3 separate regions of the Mus musculus genome follow, and all the other regions are linked to region 3. A link is a loop called in an ENCODE intact Hi-C map of the cell type or tissue named here. Cell type or tissue: left cerebral cortex. All regions are shown on one strand. Each heading gives the region's core, and the rest is flanking DNA. Links, peaks and the distances in the headings are about the cores only.

What was found. A loop is a pair of places that touch in the nucleus more often than their neighbours do. Peaks named below come from ENCODE experiments on the same cell type or tissue, not always from the same donor. Only the 100,000 strongest peaks of a DNase experiment are listed, where the experiment ranks them.
Region 1: a loop joins it to region 3, with 10 times the contacts of the local background. A loop is called at or near these places in 31 of 42 quality-filtered maps.
Region 2: a loop joins it to region 3, with 8 times the contacts of the local background. A loop is called at or near these places in 15 of 42 quality-filtered maps.

What each region holds. Positions count from the first base shown.
Region 1 is chrX:159,960,946-159,965,945 of GRCm38, forward strand. It overlaps Sh3kbp1 (SH3-domain kinase binding protein 1), which reads left to right. Exons shown (of 18, transcript NM_001135727.2): 15 at 820-948. Among named protein-coding and RNA genes, the nearest start is that of Map3k15, 25 kb to the right of the region's middle. In left cerebral cortex, for the core only: a CTCF peak has its summit at 2,519 (motif pointing left); DNase peaks (open chromatin) are centred at 2,509 and 3,264.
Region 2 is chrX:159,912,776-159,917,775 of GRCm38, forward strand. It overlaps Sh3kbp1 (SH3-domain kinase binding protein 1), which reads left to right. Exons shown (of 18, transcript NM_001135727.2): 10 at 1,214-1,265; 11 at 4,461-4,541. Among named protein-coding and RNA genes, the nearest start is that of Map3k15, 73 kb to the right of the region's middle. In left cerebral cortex, for the core only: a CTCF peak has its summit at 2,534 (motif pointing left); no DNase peak of the experiment used is centred there.
Region 3 is chrX:159,623,049-159,629,410 of GRCm38, forward strand. It overlaps Sh3kbp1 (SH3-domain kinase binding protein 1), which reads left to right and starts at 4,224. Exons shown (of 18, transcript NM_001135727.2): 1 at 4,224-4,643. The coding sequence starts at 4,640. In left cerebral cortex, for the core only: CTCF peaks have their summits at 3,295 (motif pointing right) and 4,422; DNase peaks (open chromatin) are centred at 3,338, 3,760, 4,287, 4,769 and 2 more places; H3K4me3 peaks cover 2,827 bases; H3K27ac peaks cover 1,205 bases.

The sequences.
Region 1 (5,000 bases), core at 1-5,000, 340 kb after region 3:
TTTGTTCTAAACTTGAAGCATTGTAGCAAAGGAATTACTTGTGACCAAGAGAATTCTGCTGACTTGCTCCCCATTCAGTTTTTGGGTCTTTATAGTGATTTCACAGTGAGGCAGAAAGGGCATGGGTGTAGAACCACATTTTACCCAATGGTACTGCCTTTCTATAAATAAATATACCTTAGCAAATACACACCAGAATGGGTGTTTACTGTCCATAATAATGAGGGCAGAGATTAGTAGCAAATACCAAAGGAGAGAGAGCATATGCTAGTGGGTAGGGCTATGCACTTTACTCATGATCCCCTGCCTCTAGAAATGGCCCCCTCTCAGATGCATCCTTCAAGGGACGTGTATGTGTACCACGTGTAGGGTCAAGGAATAGGAAGGATCCAGAGGAGGGTGAAGGAGAGGAGGCTATGAGGCAGTCTCCTATTGGCCATGGGCTATTTCCTACCATACTGCTAGCCCCCAAGAGCTGGGACCACTTATCACATGTTAAGGTACATAGTAACAAATGTTTGGAGAATAGAGAGACTAGGAAAAGCTATACAACAGATGGTTACATGGTTAAAGTGATTGATGGGCATCAGGGGCAGCTCCTAGATTAGCTTCTTCTGGCTTGGTCCAAGTCCTGCTGCTAGGTAGCCATATGGTTATCTGTTATAAGAAGATAACAGCATACTTTCTGCCTCACAGGGTTTTAGAGGCAGATCAAATAGAAATGATGAGTGCCTTGAGAAGCTAACAGCATCACATAAACAAAGCTGTGTCAGCTAAGGTATGATTCTGACGAAGGCATTTTCTTTTGGCTTTATCCAGTCTTCCCTTTCAAGCCCCGATATCTTTGACTCCCCAAGTCCCGAAGAAGATAAAGAGGAACACATTTCGCTTGCGCACAGAGGAATAGACGTGTCAAAGAAGACTTCCAAGACTGTTACCATATCCCAAGTGAGTGACCAGCCAGGGTGAAGTGTCCCTGCCCTTCCATGGGTGTACTAACAATGGGTTAGAAACCAAGCAAGACAGATAAACAGACAATGGGTATGGATGTTTGTCATTCTTTAGTGACAGTGATTACTGTAGTCATCACAATTCCTGAGACACGCCGGCGGTGGTGGCGTATGCCTTTTATCCCAGCACTTGGGAGGCAGAGGCAGGCGGACTTCTGAGTTCGAGGCCAGCCTGGTCTACCGAGTGAGTTCCCGGACAGCCAGGGCTATACAGAGAAACCCTGTCTCGAAAAAGAAAAAAAAAAGACAAAAACAAAAAACAGAATTCCTAAGACATGCTGCAGAGTCTCTGAGTTGTGCATACAGGTGTTTATTTTCTAGTTTCACTTATAGTCAGCGTTCTTCATCCTGTCACATTTATAAAAAAAAAAAGCCTTCAGACACCCCTGTCACCTGATCAACTTAAAAAGCTGTGGAGTATCTAGATAGACTACATTACATGTTGTGCTCTCTGCTCATAGGCCTTGTCTTTTATATTCAAAACTGGCAAAAAAATTATATATATGTATTTAATTTTATACTTACATTATCTCTTAAGGAAAAGTTGACTTGAATTCATGCTTTAGAGTAAATTTGGCCTCTAAAGCATTTTAATTTCACTCGGGGCCCAGGAAATGGTAAAGCTGATTTAAGTTGCTTGTTTCTGAGAAACAAAGAAAACATTGTTGTGCTAGCAAGCACCCACAGTCCCGCCTGCTCAGCAGGTTGAAGTGGGAGCAATCACTTGATTTGGGGAATTTGAGCCTAGATAGCATAGTAAATGAATAATCTCCATCTCAAGAAAGAAAGAGACGCAGAGAGACGTACACACGCAGGGAGACACAGGCAGAGACGCAGAGAGACACACGCAGAGACGCAGAGAGACACACGCAGAGAGACGTACACACGCAGGGATTAGAGGGTAGAGACAGAGACACCAAGGGAGAGAAGCGGGTGACCAGCAGAAGTGTGTCTCAGTGGAAGAATAGTTGCCTAGTGTGTGCAAGGCCCTGGGTGAGAGTCCCACCACAAAAGAGCATTGTTCAGCCAGTGCATGCAGCTTTGTAGAGGAAGCCTCTCCTGCGCGCTCAGATCTTCCTAGAAATAAATGACGACTTTTAAATTCCATCTTCTTCTAAGAAAATCGTCAGGTCGGATTGGGTTTTTTTTGGAATTTTAGCAACATTTTAATGTCTAGAAGCACAAAAACAGTAGTCATTTGAAGCAGTCATCAGCACAAAGAAATCAAAGGTTGGATGGGATTTTTCTCCTCATAGGTTTGAGTGTTTGCATTGCGGATTTTCTTGAAAATCTGATACAGTAAGCAGAACATGATCCTATAAAACAGATCAATTTTAATTACCCACAAAGCCAAGGCAGTCTTCCTTTTCAAAGGATTCTGTTTACTGAAATTGGATTCAGGCCAGTTTCATTGTTTAGTTTTCTGATGACCATAGGCATAACTTCAGTTTCCTGTTCTCTGTTATCTCAATGATGTCTCTACAGTGACACCTACTGGCTGATAGTGGCTTTTCAAGTTTCTGATCGGCACGGCTCTATTCCATTAGCCTATTTCAGTTCCCTGGAGTTGTCAGGCTGTATATTTCACTCCTTCAGGAAATTCCACGTGAACTAATTTGATCAAGGACTGTGGTGACCTAGACTGTGTGAGGGACTAAAAGCATACTTGTTAGCTGCAGTGGGCTAGTCCGAGAGCCCATCAGACAGAAAATGGTGAAAGAACTATTGATCTAAGAAGTATCCTGAAGCCTGTATTATGGGCGCTGGTGGCTCATGAGAGGTAAGAGAGGAAGGGAAACGGAAGAAGGAGCGAGTCCTGGAGTCTATAATATAAGCAGCAAAGAAAACAAGAGAAGAGCACAGATATTTGAGCTCCATCAGCCACAGTCACAGTGCTGGACTGAGGATCCAACTGGTAAAGGGGGAATTGAATGTCAGTTCGGCTGGTTATTAGTTCCAAGACTCAGGGAGTTTGCCCTATAGGCCTCAGTTTCCTGCTTCATACAGTGTGTGTGCAGGCTGATCAGTTTACTTTGCAAGCTGATGTCCATGGTGCAGCCACAGCTCTGTAACTGTCAGTTCTTTCCCCCACCCCCCATACTGTAACTCGGAGTAACAACAAAGCCCAGGCTGGCGGAGTACTCTCCCTGGCAGCAGACAGTGCTTTTCCTCAATGGTAACTTGGCAGAGAAAAGGCTAACAGCGAGACTAGGAACGATGGCCCATCTGCTTTTGGCACGCTCTGCCCAGTCTCTGCCTCTAGCACAGCCTGAATCTAGACTCTACCTCCTTGCTGCCGTGCCAGCTGAACCCCTTCTTGGCGCTTTCCCTGGGATGGCCGGCTGAGCGTCTGCTGCTGGAGGAAATCCCATGGTTGCTGGGCCAAGCTTCACCACCAGCCTCGGTCTCCACCCTCTCACCCACCTCCTCTGCTCCCAAAGTCCTAGCCCACTGCTTTGCCTTTTCCACACTCGCCTATCCACTCACTTTCCCTTGCTAGTGTTTCTTCTCTGGGCCTGCCAGGCACTTGTAGTCCCTCTCACCCAAGGCTGATTCCCAGCCTGTGTGTTCCTGTCTTCCTCACCACACCTCTCCATCAGGCCTTTCCCACCTCTCCATCTTCACCTGTCCATCTCCCCTAACATCTCACACAGCCCGGGGTCTCACTCATCGGTGAAAGCAAACAAAACCTTCTTCCCCTTCTATCTCCTCGTGAAGCTGCTGCATGCATTTGCACGCACGCTCCTCCATAGCCCTACCTCACCCACATCTGTGGAAAGAATCTTCAGTTTGCCAGCCATATCTCTCAGTGCCCATTCATCAACTGGTCTCTCATCTTTGGGTCACTGTCTCCATAGTTGTACTACCAAATGGGTTCTGTTTTCCTCTCAACCCCGCTGACACACTTATCCAGCCTTTCTTTTCCTCTGGGGATTTCCATCAGCTCAGCCCTTCCACTGCTCTTTCTTCATTCTTTCTCTCACTACTTCTCAATTGTCAAGAGCTCTCTCCCTTCTCTTCTTGCCTCATTGATTTATAACCCCCCAGCTTCTACCCTGGGCATCTTTGCCTCTCTCTGACCCACACCCATGACTTCCATTTCCTTTGGCCAATCTTATTATATGAGTTACTTGCTCTGCCTACTAGGTATACCCTCTCAGCTATCTCTCTGATTCCTAATATTCAAAACCAAAACAATTATCTGGGCCCTCCTCAATGAAAGGTACCACCTTTACTCATTTCTTCCCTCCCCTCCTATGTTTCTCTCTGTGTGTCTCTCTGTCTCTCTCGTTCCCTCTCTCTGTCTCTCTGTCTCTCTCCCTCTCCTCACCTCTCTCCCTAGTCTGTCCAGGCCTCATCTCCCTGACAGTGGGTAGTGTGATCTATGAAGGCAGGGATGCCATTAACCTTACCCAGTCACCACTGCAGTCCCAGGAGTGATACCTAATGGCCTTTGTTACCCACATCTCTCGCCATAGTCTTCATTCTAGACCACCACCTGTTTCTAGTGTGCATTGTGTCAGAGTCTCAGAAGCTCTATCTAGATCCAGGCCTGCCAACTCTCCAGCCTTTCTACCCCCACAGCAGCCATGAGCGGGGTGTGCAGCCATTTGAACCCGCCCCTTCTCTTCTCACTGCCAGCCTTACTTTCTCCTCCTCCCTTTATCTGATTCCCACTGTGTTTTCCTTCCTCGTCTCTAGGCCATTGTCTAGGCCCTCTCCTCCCCTCCTCCTTCGTCCACCTTCTTTTCTTCTATAGTCTTTTCCCTCTGAAAAGAGGGACCATTGGCTGCTTGCTTCTTCCATCCTGGAATGTGGTTGCTTGGGTGTGTTTCTGAGGCTCTCTATGCTTCCTCCCTCTTGTCCAGTCTTCCTCCTGTGCCACAGTGTATTGCTTGTCTGTCTCCACTGCCCCCAGTGAGTTCTAAGGACCTAAGTACCATGCAAATGTCTTGCTTACTTCAGGGTTTGTAGGGCCTGCCAAGCAGT
Region 2 (5,000 bases), core at 1-5,000, 290 kb after region 3:
GGTGTCTGCCTTTTGTGGTCCCTGTGGTAATGTCACACTACAACGTTTTTCAAAACCAGAAGATACTCTTTGTAGGTTTCTTAGAACCACAAATATATGGTGCCTGAGAGAGTAAGGAGTGTCAATGGTGATGTGAAGCATCCTCCCTCATCCTCTTAGTTCCCCGAATCCTTCCTTAGTGGTATCACACTGGATGGCTCTCCCCCTTGCCCTTATAGCATCACAGTACAAGATGGTACCTGGCTATGATTTCTGATCACTGAAATGTTTAGCCAGTTCATTTTTGTCCATCTCCCTCCTATAGTCAATCTTGGATGACAAAGAAAAGCCCACAAACTCTGAAACCAGTTCAGGGATGAATACTATTGATTGCATTGCTACTTCCATCACCTATGGAGGAGCAATGTGTGATAAAAAAAAAATAGTGATCCACTTAAAAAAAAACCCACATCCATTCCAATTTAGCACATGTAGTAAGGTATAACCACTGTATGAGAGATCTCACAAATGACCTTCCTTCCTCGGCATAAAAAGAGGCAAAACCGGGGGGGGGGGCGTGCTGGGGGGGGGGAACACTTGCCAGGCTGCAGTAGAATCTTGGTCTGCATTTAGTTGAAGGGTCCATACACCCCATCAGATTTAATTTTGAGTCTTCATGGTCACTCTTGTTGAACCAAAAAAACAATTGTTATTCAACTCATTAGATTTTTTTTATTGGATATTTTCTTTATTTACATTTCAAATGTTATCCCCTTTCCCGGTACCCCCCCCAAGCCCCCTATCCCATCCCCCTCCCCCTGCTTCTATGAGTGTGTCCCTCCACCCACCCACCCTCTCCCCCCTCCCCACCCTCCAGCCGATTAAATCTTAATTGCAAATGGGCTTCAGCTTAGGGGCACCATTGTGCTTGCTGGTTTCAGGCCATTTTTGCTGAACTGAGCTTTTCTACAAGGCTGTTGTAAATTTAGGAAGAGGGAAGCTGTGTTTCATTTGTTGGTCCGAGTTTTGTTTTGCTGATTGAATTTGCTTCAGTGTTTATTTAGAGGTGCCAAAAGAAAGCTGGTGTCTCTAGAGAGAGAATTGCTCTTTTTTTTTTGGAGAGGCCCCTTAAATTGTCCACGCTGTACATAGAAAACAATGTCTGTGGTCTGTCTGTGATACTACAGCTTGCCAACAGTTTCATGTGTAATTTTGATTGATTTTTTTTTTTCAGAGACCCAAGAAACCGCCACCTCCATCAGCTCCTGTCGTCAAACAAGGGGCAGGTAATGTACCTTTCAGGTCCAGCAAACAAAATGTTCGTCTTTCTTTTTGCACAAATTCAAATTTTCTTTGTTAAAATTCAAGATTTTTGGATCCACAGACTACTGGTTTTGGGGTTGTTGTGATTTGGTCTCAGCAGGCAGGTTTTAAATGAGCTGCTGTCTTTCCTAGACACAAATAAATGAAAGAACTCATATCACTAAAACGTGTCTCTGCTACAGTGCAGAAATTGGGGTTCTCACAGAGATTGGCCAGGAAGTACTAGAAAATGAACTGGGTCTTTTTTTGTTTGTTTGTTTGTTTTGCAAACAATCTGCTTTTGAGGAGCAAAGACTCAGTTATTGTCCTTACTGAGGTCGGTTTCCCATGGGATGGCGTCATTGTATATGAACAGAGAGTTGCTGGGGTTTCGCTGTCTTTCCTATGTGGTTAGCCAAAATTTGCACTTACTTCACTTCCAACAACAAGATGGTTTTTCTAGCCATAGATACTTTCCCTCTTGATTATTTTCTAGTCTTGAAAACAAAATCTAGTCCACTCATTCTGTGTAGTTTAGATATTAGGTATGAAAAGTATAGGAAGAAGTGATGTCCCTGCATGGTGGATTCTCATACAGAAAGATGATGGATGGTGCTTCCCAATGGAACACTGTTTTAGGATAGTCACACTTAATTGTGGAGAGAAATTCCTTTTGTGAATGACTATTTAAGTGGTTTGTTAACAAAGTGAGGAGGGAAAGGGACAAGAGAGGATCTAAAGACAATCAAACCACATGCCATACATGTATCAAAGTGTTACAATGACTTCTAACTAAGAAGTGATTGTTTTAAAAAAAATCAAAGTTTTTTAAGGGACTACAAAGAAGTGATGTCCCTGCATGGTGGATTCTCATACAGAAAGATGATGGATGGTGCTTCCCAATGGAACACTGTTTTAGGATAGTCACACTTAATTGTGGAGAGAAATTCCTTTTGTGAATGACTATTTAAGTGGTTTGTTAACAAAGTGAGGAGGGAAAGGGACAAGAGAGGATCTAAAGACAATCAAACCACATGCCATACATGTATCAAAGTGTTACAATGACTTCTAACTAAGAAGTGATTGTTTTAAAAAAAATCAAAGTTTTTTAAGGGACTACAAATTTAGAGGAAAAATCTATTTAAGATTACATTTCTTTCTTACTTATTGGGTACTAATTAAGAACTACAGAGATTAACATTGGGTATTAATTCTACCTCCTGTTCTACCTCAATTCCCACTAACATTGAACAGTTTCATTTTGCCACCTAGTGGCTCTGGCTATATAAATATTTTATTGTGCTAAGATTAAAATAGACTAGTCGTGTGTTTTTTCTCTGAAGACCCTTTTCTCTAGAGGCCTTAGTAATAAGTCAGAGCCCAAGGCATCCAACTGAGCAGTTTAAGAATTGGGTAGCCTAGAATAAAGTAAGACCAGGTTCTTAGAGATAGTAGAATTGTCTTTAGAAATGAGACTTTATGGTAGGTGGTAGACAAATTCTTTTGAAATAATTTTATCGTATTTGCAATGAATCTCTCCTGGGTAATGCATAACAGCATTTTGTCTTCTTGCTCTTTTATCTTGAAGTATCTTGAGAATTGCTTTGTAATGAGGAAATACATAGATATTCATATTCCTATTGTGATAGGATATATTACCAATGTCCTTTTACCAAAAGAACCCAGGCATGTAAATGATATAAATCAGAAACAGTGTTTAATGTATAGTGTCGTTAAAGGTTGTGTCATATGAAGTATGTGTTCAATGAAATTTTAATTTTTTTTAATCTCTTGGGGCCTCATAATACTGATTTCAATGCCTAACACCCACTCATGGGGCCAGTCAGGTGGCCAGTCAGGTACTCATTCAAGTCTATCAGAGAGTACTTTGGACTGTTTTGTGCTGTAGCTAGTTCCCAGTGCTCTTGTATGCCTGAGGCCAATAGCAAAGATGAGGCCCTCAGGTGAGGGAGCAGTGGCAGGCCATAAGAGCAAAGGAGAAATTTAAAGTGGTGTATGGGGAAATAGGTAATACTTAAAGAATGCAGGCACAGAGAAAGGATTTAGGGAAAACCACTGCAACAAATCTGCATATTCATCAAAATTATATTCTAGATATTTCTGGTGTATGGGAAGCTACTCCAAATTTTGTGGTATAAAATAACGATCTTTAGAGAGCCATAGATTCTGTGGGCTAAGAATGTGAGTAGCGCATGACCAGAATGGTTAGTTTCTATTCCATCAGGCCTGGGGCAGTGGTTTGGAAAGCTGAACTAGCTGATGCTGGTGTATCCACCTAAGAGATGGCTGCCTCATTCGCGTGTTTTGCTACCTATGTTAGGAGTGACTGGGAGACTGGGCTTAGCTGGGGCTGAAGGCCAGAGTATGTTTGCATGGCTTCTCTGAGGTAGTTGACCTCTTATATGGATGTCCAATATTCCAGCAAATAAAGTGTAAGCTAAATGGCCTCATAATGTAACCTTGGAAATAGGGTGGAATTATTTCAACTACTGGTCCAAACATTTGCAAGGCTGGCCCCATTCCAGCCAAGGGAATATACACAATGCAAGGTCTATCCAACAATTCCTGGCTATATACTTAGTTTATAACAAGAGAGAGTCTAGATCCTTATGAAACCTGTTGTTATTTATAAGATATAATAAGCTTGTTATGATTCCTTATTTATATGTTTTGATGAGTAAATTATTTCTATACATTCTGCATGCCTACTTCATCATAGTCTTTGACTTTTAATGTCCAGGCAAAGAGTGTTTAAATATTTAAAAAGAGTTATGGTGTTTTATTAATTAAATATTTATAGGCATGCAAATTCTTCTTAAAGACACAGTTTCTCTCTATATACATATATCTATGTCTATATCTGTCTATATATTCCCTATTTGGCCTAGAACTTGTAGTGATCCTGCCTTGTCCTCCCAAGTGCCAAATATATAGGCACGTACCATGGCACCTGCCTATGCAAGCCAATTTCATGACATAGACTAGAAATGAGTTCTGCTATGTTTCTGAACAATTAAGAACTGCATAACACCAGCAACCCTCTCATGGGGGAAAAAATCTATTGCCTTTGCTATACTTGATAAATATTTAAATGCGGATGTGTCAACTAAATAAATTCAGAAAACATTTTCTGATTGCAATTAGCTTTTACCTCCTAGGTACCACAGAGAGAAAACATGAAATTAAAAAAATACCTCCTGAAAGACCAGAAACCCTTCCAAACAGAACAGAAGAGAAAGGTATGAGATCAGTTCTTCACTGGCACCTCTTGAGCAGCAAGCTGTGAAGCCGTCATGGCGCTAATCCCGATTACCCACACAGTTTGCCTTTTCTTTGGAATATGGTGACTACGGGTTTGTTTTGATTGCTTCCAAACATCTCACTTTGAAAGAAATGTGATCGGTTGTGTGGCACTTTCACAGGGACAGAGTTTTTCATCAAATCAAAACCAACCAGCCCAGTCATTGAACATATTAGGGCTTTTCCATGATGTGTCTACTATTGCCATCTTGCCTGTACCCCAAAGTTGGTGGTTTGTAAGTTCATCAAGGGTCCTGCACATATCTGATGCTTTCTATCTAATCCCTCCACTTTTCTCAGTATCTTGTGGGGAGGGGTTCGTGTACCATTGATAGGTGGTCTTGACTTGCTGAAATTACCATTCAGACAAATGAAAGCCCTCATCTTTGGTCACTGCT
Region 3 (6,362 bases), core at 1,363-6,362:
AGTAGTAAAATCTAAGCCAATCACCCTCTTTTGTTTTTGAGACAGGATCTCACTCCATAGCTCAGGCTGACCTGGAACTCATTATGTAGCCCATGCTAGCCTCAAATCTGTGACTATCCTTCTGCCTAAGTCTCTCTAGAGTGCTGTGATTATAGGTATGAACTGTAATGACTGGCCTATCTTAGAATTCTAGTGATGCTCCCCCCATCTTTATGTTTTTTTTTTCATTTATTGGAATCTCTCTGTAAGGATGACTTCTTACCTTCTTGTTAATGCCTTTTCTTTTTTAAAATAAAGATTTCATTATTTTTATTTATATGTATGTGTGTGTACCCTAGTGTATGTATGTAAACCGTATGTAAGCAAGTACCCATGGAGGCCAGAAGGCATCAGATCCCCTGAAACCAGAGTGAGAGGTGATTGTGAGCCACATGATATGGGTACTAGGAACCGAACCTGGGTCATCTGGAAGGGTGACAGACACACTTAAGCGCAACCATCTCTCCAACACCTGAATTATTTTCTGTGTAATTTGAGCTGTTTCAGCTTTGGCCTTTAGGACACCTTTCATTATTTTTCTTAAGCTTGTCTTTACTTTCTGGCACCATGAGATTTGTGCTCCATAAAGCTCACCAAAAGTACTCTATAATGACTGTCTTTTGTAAAGCACTCAGTATGCAATTTATATTAATGTAAAGATGGTATTAAAGGTTATCAAAGCAAAGTATCATTCATTACATGTAAATTACGGATGTCAAGCCTAAGCCCAGGGAGAGAGCAAGTATGACAGGTTGTAAGTGCTGGAGAAGCCAAGGCTCAAGTGCCTTCAATTATTATCCCAATTGTTGCTACCACTGAGCAACACAGTGGTGCCTTTCTAATCATGTGATGCCATGTTAATGGGACAAGTCAGATACTTTTCAATTTCCAAACCCATTATCTATTCTGGTAGAAATGGGAGTTCAGTGGGACAAAGCTGTGGTATTAAATACAATTGTATTTCTCTAGAAATATTCATGAAATGAATTAACATAATTCGGGTTATGTTTGAAATCCTGCATTATCTATTCTGTTTAGAAGATCCACTTGTAGGAAGGAGGCAGGATGCGGAATTACACTTGTACTCATGTCAGCGGCTGGACTGGAATCTTGACGTTCACTTTTCTTGTGCTGGTCAGCAAGAGCTTCTCAAAGAAAGATGAAAGGACAATAGGAATGATTCAGGAGAACGGAGCAATAAGTGGGAAAAGGAATGTTCATTCGTAATTTAGAGAAACCAAAGATGAAAAATTCTCAAGTTTTGAATAGTATCGACAATTGGTTGACTTAAGACATTAAAGGCAGGACATGCCTCAAGAAAAAAAAATAAGTCTTATTATCAGTCTTTATTTTGTGAGAAAATGCAGAGTTTGTCATTGCAGGAAGTCCATTCAGACTGTGGAATAGGGGTGAGAGGTCTTCAGATCAAGAAAGAGAAGTTAGGCTGGATTGCAACTCAGTTGTCTGGCACTCACACACTCATTGGGTCCAAGGCCCAGCACCACAAAAACAAAGCATCCTTGAGGTAGACTGCAATGAGCATTATATTGGCAAACTGGACCTGTGCTCACTGAGGAGCTGGCTCTGGAATTGGGGCTGCCCCCTGCCCCCACTTCATACCCAAGCATGTTTATTTCAAAGCATCACCCGAGAACATTTTCTAGGGTTGGGCTGCTTCCCCTAACTCTGTCTCAGGAGTGAGACTACAGGAAAACAGCCCAAGAGTAAAACCACTGTGTCCTTGGGACCAGCTAGAAGCTGAACCATTTCCATCAGAGGTCATCACCATTGTTTATCCCATGATATAAAAGTGCCAGCTATGGGAAAAAGATGCCAGGACTCTAGCTGATTCCCTCCACTTCCTGAGTCAGTTTCTGCTAGAAATAGGTTGTATGTACCTGATTTGATGATGTTCCGCTATCTATCTCTTGCTATCCATTCCTTTACTTTGGCTTGCTATATACTTACTAGAGTCAACAAACAGAAAGTATAGCTATCATAGATCCTTTTCTGGACCATACAAAACACAGACCAAGACTCAAAACTTCAAGGGACCTATCTTTATCCTTGCGAGATTGGCAAAGCAATTCAATTTGAAGACTAAGATTGAGACTAATGTTAAGCAGAGAAAGCAAGCTCGTTCTCTCTAGAGTCCCTTGCGGGATGTGGAATTGGCTTCACTGGACTTTGTGATGTATAGGTAAGTCTGGCTGATTTCTTCAACAGTGTTCAATGACTTCATTTCTTTAAAAAAACATTATTTGTATGAGTTTTACCTGGGTATGCCCTACCTTTGTGTAGTGCCCACAGAAATCAAAATAGGGCATCAGATCCCCTGGAACTGGAGTTACAAGTGGTTGTGAGCCACCATGAGGTTGTTGGGAATTGAACTTGGTTCTTCATCATTTTGACTCATCACTCTGAGAATACAAGGGTCAGCAACCACAAATCTTCAGCACCCATGTGCCAAGCTACCATAAATCTAGCTCAGCTATTTCCTTATGGAGCACATGCCTAACCATTTTTTTTGGGGGGGGGGGGTCTGAATGTCTTTGAGAGAGAATTAGAATGGTCTAATAATCTGGAGCTTAGCCAAGACAGCCACTTTCAGAATTTCAGACACAGTTCTTGTTGCGTTGAGGGGAGAATGTTCTACTAACAGCGGGTTAAGTTAGGCTCTGAGTCTCAGTGTTTGTCAACTACAGGGTCATAAGGTTTCATTGTCTTAATAAGAATGTGGATGCGTCAAGGCACGTAACAAGCAGGGCCACTGTAGGGATGAGCCTTCTGTATCTTGATTCGTCTAGGTTGCTGTGACACACATGACCAGTGTCTAGAGAAGGATGCTGCTGTTACTCTTCTTTTTAAAGCCCTGCCTGCAAGTCTCTCCTCTTCCCTCCCCCTTACTCATCAGGATCATCCTGTGTCCCAGGCTAGCCTTTAAGCCAGAACTCATTAACAGCACCATCTTCTATGCCTCAGCCTTATGACTGAAATACCCCCTCCACCCTCCAACATATTTCTACAGAAATTTTAGGCTTTGACCCAATATACAAATAATGCTGCATTATTATTATTCACCGGGTACGCAAGGCAGATCTCCATTGGGCATGGGGTCAGCTTTTATTTGTCACCTCTGGGTTCACTAGTCCCCAGCCTCCATTTGCAGGGGACAATGATCTAATTTCTCTCTTGTCTCACTTTCCCTGTTGCCTATTTTGTCTCCAGTCTAGCTCACTATCTCTTCCTACCACCAGATGGTGGAAAGTGGAAAGGAAACAACAGACTGCTCAATGAATGCGGTCGCAGGCAAGTCTCTTTGGCTGAAAGGTGTGGTGGAGAATAGACTCCAAAAAAGAAGCTCGTTGAGTTGCCCAGGAATTCCTATGGATTTCTATTTTCATTTTAGTGTCCACTTAAAATTGTTGTCTATCCGGGTTTGAGGCTCAATAGAGCACAGTGATGCCTGATGGAGAACCAGCCAATCTTTGTCTCTGGACCTAGAAACATTCCTAGGCAGCAGAGCCCCACACCTTGTCCGGGTACCACTGGGTCAGGTGTAAGGAGGGTCTAATCCTGGGAGGGGCGGTGGCCAGCAGCGGACCTGCTCAGCAGCCTGACTGCGCCCTTCTCATTGGGCACCTCTAGCCCAGTACCACCTCCTACGCTCCAAACTCGCACCTGGTCTGCCAGTACTCCAAAGCCACAGCCAAAGGCCCCTTCCTCCCACAGCCCCCTGCTAGCAGCCTTCTTCCTCTATGTCCCCCCCCGCAGGGAAGGGGTGTCACCTGTTAATAACAGCAGGTGTCCCGCTCTTCACCTGCCACCGGCTTCCCCTCCCCCAGCCCTCCTTTCTCGGGGTTCTGCCTTCGATCCACCTTTTCCACGTGCCCCACAACTCCGACGCCCCCACCCCCACGGACCCCCTAAATCTCCTCCAGTCTCGAGGAGTCTCGCGGCATTTCCCGGGGCGTGAGCCGAGCCTAGGCGGATAGGGGGCGACCCTCTGCGGAGCTCCAGCCGGGACAGAGCCAGAGGTGAGGGGGGCGGCCGAGCCCCGCAGACAGAGGACGAGCCCCAGAGTCGGGCTGGACACTGCTCGGGCCCCGCCCCTCGACCCCGCCCCCGCCTGGCGGCCGCGCCTCTCGGGCGGGCGGAGCCGCTGAGCTTCGCCGCGGCGGGGAGGAGGGGAGAGCAGGCTCCGAGGCGGCTGCAGGGCACTGGGCTGGGCGGTGCTTTTTTTCTTTTCTTTTCTTTTCTTTCTTTCTTTTTTTTTCTTCTTCTTCTTCTTTTTTTTTTTTTTTCGCAATTTCCACTCGCAGAGAGCAGGAAACCCGGAGCAGCCGGGTGCAGTGGGGCCGCGATGCAGCAGCAGCAGCAGCAGGAGTCGCCCCAGGGTAGCAGCGGCAGCAGCAGCAGAGGCAGTAGCGGGCGGCGCTGAGCTGCCACCACCGCCGCTGAGGACGAAGCCGGCCCAGCAGCAGCCGCGTCCCGACGCTCGCGCCCCCGATCCCTGCGCCGCGACCTCGGCGCTCCGAACCCAACGCCCGGTTCCGCCAACTTTCACGCTGCTTCGGCGGCTCGGCTCGTCTTGGCGCCAATGGGTGAGTGCAGGGGCCGTTCGAACCTTCAGCCCATCTGTGTGTAGGGGTCGACTGGCGCGCCCATCCCGGGACCGCGGACCCGGGGAGGGCGCCCTGGAGCAGGGCCGGGAGAGTGACATCGCGCAGAGCGCCCTCCCTCGCCTTGCGCACCCCCATTCACTCTCACTTGCTTTAGTGTCCCTGCGGAGCCCGCGCGCGGCACGGACTGGAACCCGAGGGGGCCTGAGCAGAGAATCGCGGGGGCTAGCTCCGGGGCTGCTTGGGTTGAGGGAGTCAGGGGGTGTGGTTGGCTTCTTCGGGTGGGCGGGGAGAGTTTTGTCTTTGCCATTCTCCCACCCAAGTGCACCCTCCCTGGCGCTGTGGACCCGGGTACCAGGATTTGGTGGGCTCTGGCCCTGTACAGGGCTCTTGGGCCAGCCTGAGAAGAGCCTTGAAGGTCGGGGTCTCTGGGAGAGGGTTAGACTGTCTTTACTGCCTGATGATGCCGGTGGTGGGAGGTTAGGAAACGCCCCAGTACCGGGCATGGCGGGCTGTCCCAGGGTCCTGAGCTCTTCATGCGTTCCCCACTTGTGCCTCCACCTCTCACTCTGTCTTCCCCCACGCCGAACCCCTCTCCACTCTGTTACACTCAAAGGCTACTTCCTATATCCTCCTCTCAGTCTGCAGGGCCAGGAACTGGAAATGGTGATCCAGTTTTTGATGCACCTAGCAAGCATAATTTCCATGTAGGCAGCTAACCTTAGCTCTTCAGGATCCTTTTTATTATAGACCTGACAGTGTGGAAACCACCTTACTGCCCAGGGGAACTGGCACTTTACTGAGCAAAGGACTTGTGACTGTCTGGTCTCTAGTAAACGTTTGCTTTATCTAGGTACTAGCCTTGCTCATTGGTCAGCCTTTGCTTGTTATGCCTCTAGCATATGATTTTTGGGGTGTTTCTAGGCCAAGCATAGCAGTTTGCACATTATAATGAATCGTTATAAAGTGAGACTTTTTGTATGCAGGTAATAGGATCTTACACTAGCCAGCAAGAAATAGGCAGGAGTCAAAGGGTGCTAACCCAGTAAGTTGTTCATTAGTGAAGTTCAATTCCCTTTTGTGATTGTTTACCAAAATGTCTTTCCCTTTGTCAAAGTGGTAGTGACTGGGTGGCCTCTCAGCTTAAGTGCCCTTTTCTGATGATCACAGCACTCTAGGTCTAAATGAGTTCCTTTATCGTATGACATTTTTTTTCCACATCAGAATGACATATTCCAGTGTGTTTAACATTTATCTCCTCTACCCGAGGCTCAGTGACCGTTGGGACAGCATTGTGTTGTATGGTACTGCTCAGAATGGTTTTTCTTCCATGCCTGGTGTAGAATCGGCTCAGAATCAATATCGAATAGATGGGTGGATGGCATGAAACTCCGTGGAAGACACAACACTTAATTCATACTCTTGCTTTGCCTTGATGAAGATGACTTAGCCCATTGGCAAAAGAAAATACTTTAAAACCCTTGTGGAAAATGGTCATTGTGGAAATGCAGCGATTTCTTCTGAGGTGATAAGGAATGTTTTGGGGATCACTTTTCCTTTGGGGTGGATTACTGAAAGAGTTCTGCACAAAAAGAAGTCGCTGGTCTGCATAGGCAGGCTGTGCTTTGTTGATCTCAATGGGAAGAGGATGGAGGCTCCTTTAAGAAGCAGCAGACCTGTTTATCATTGAGATCTAAACTG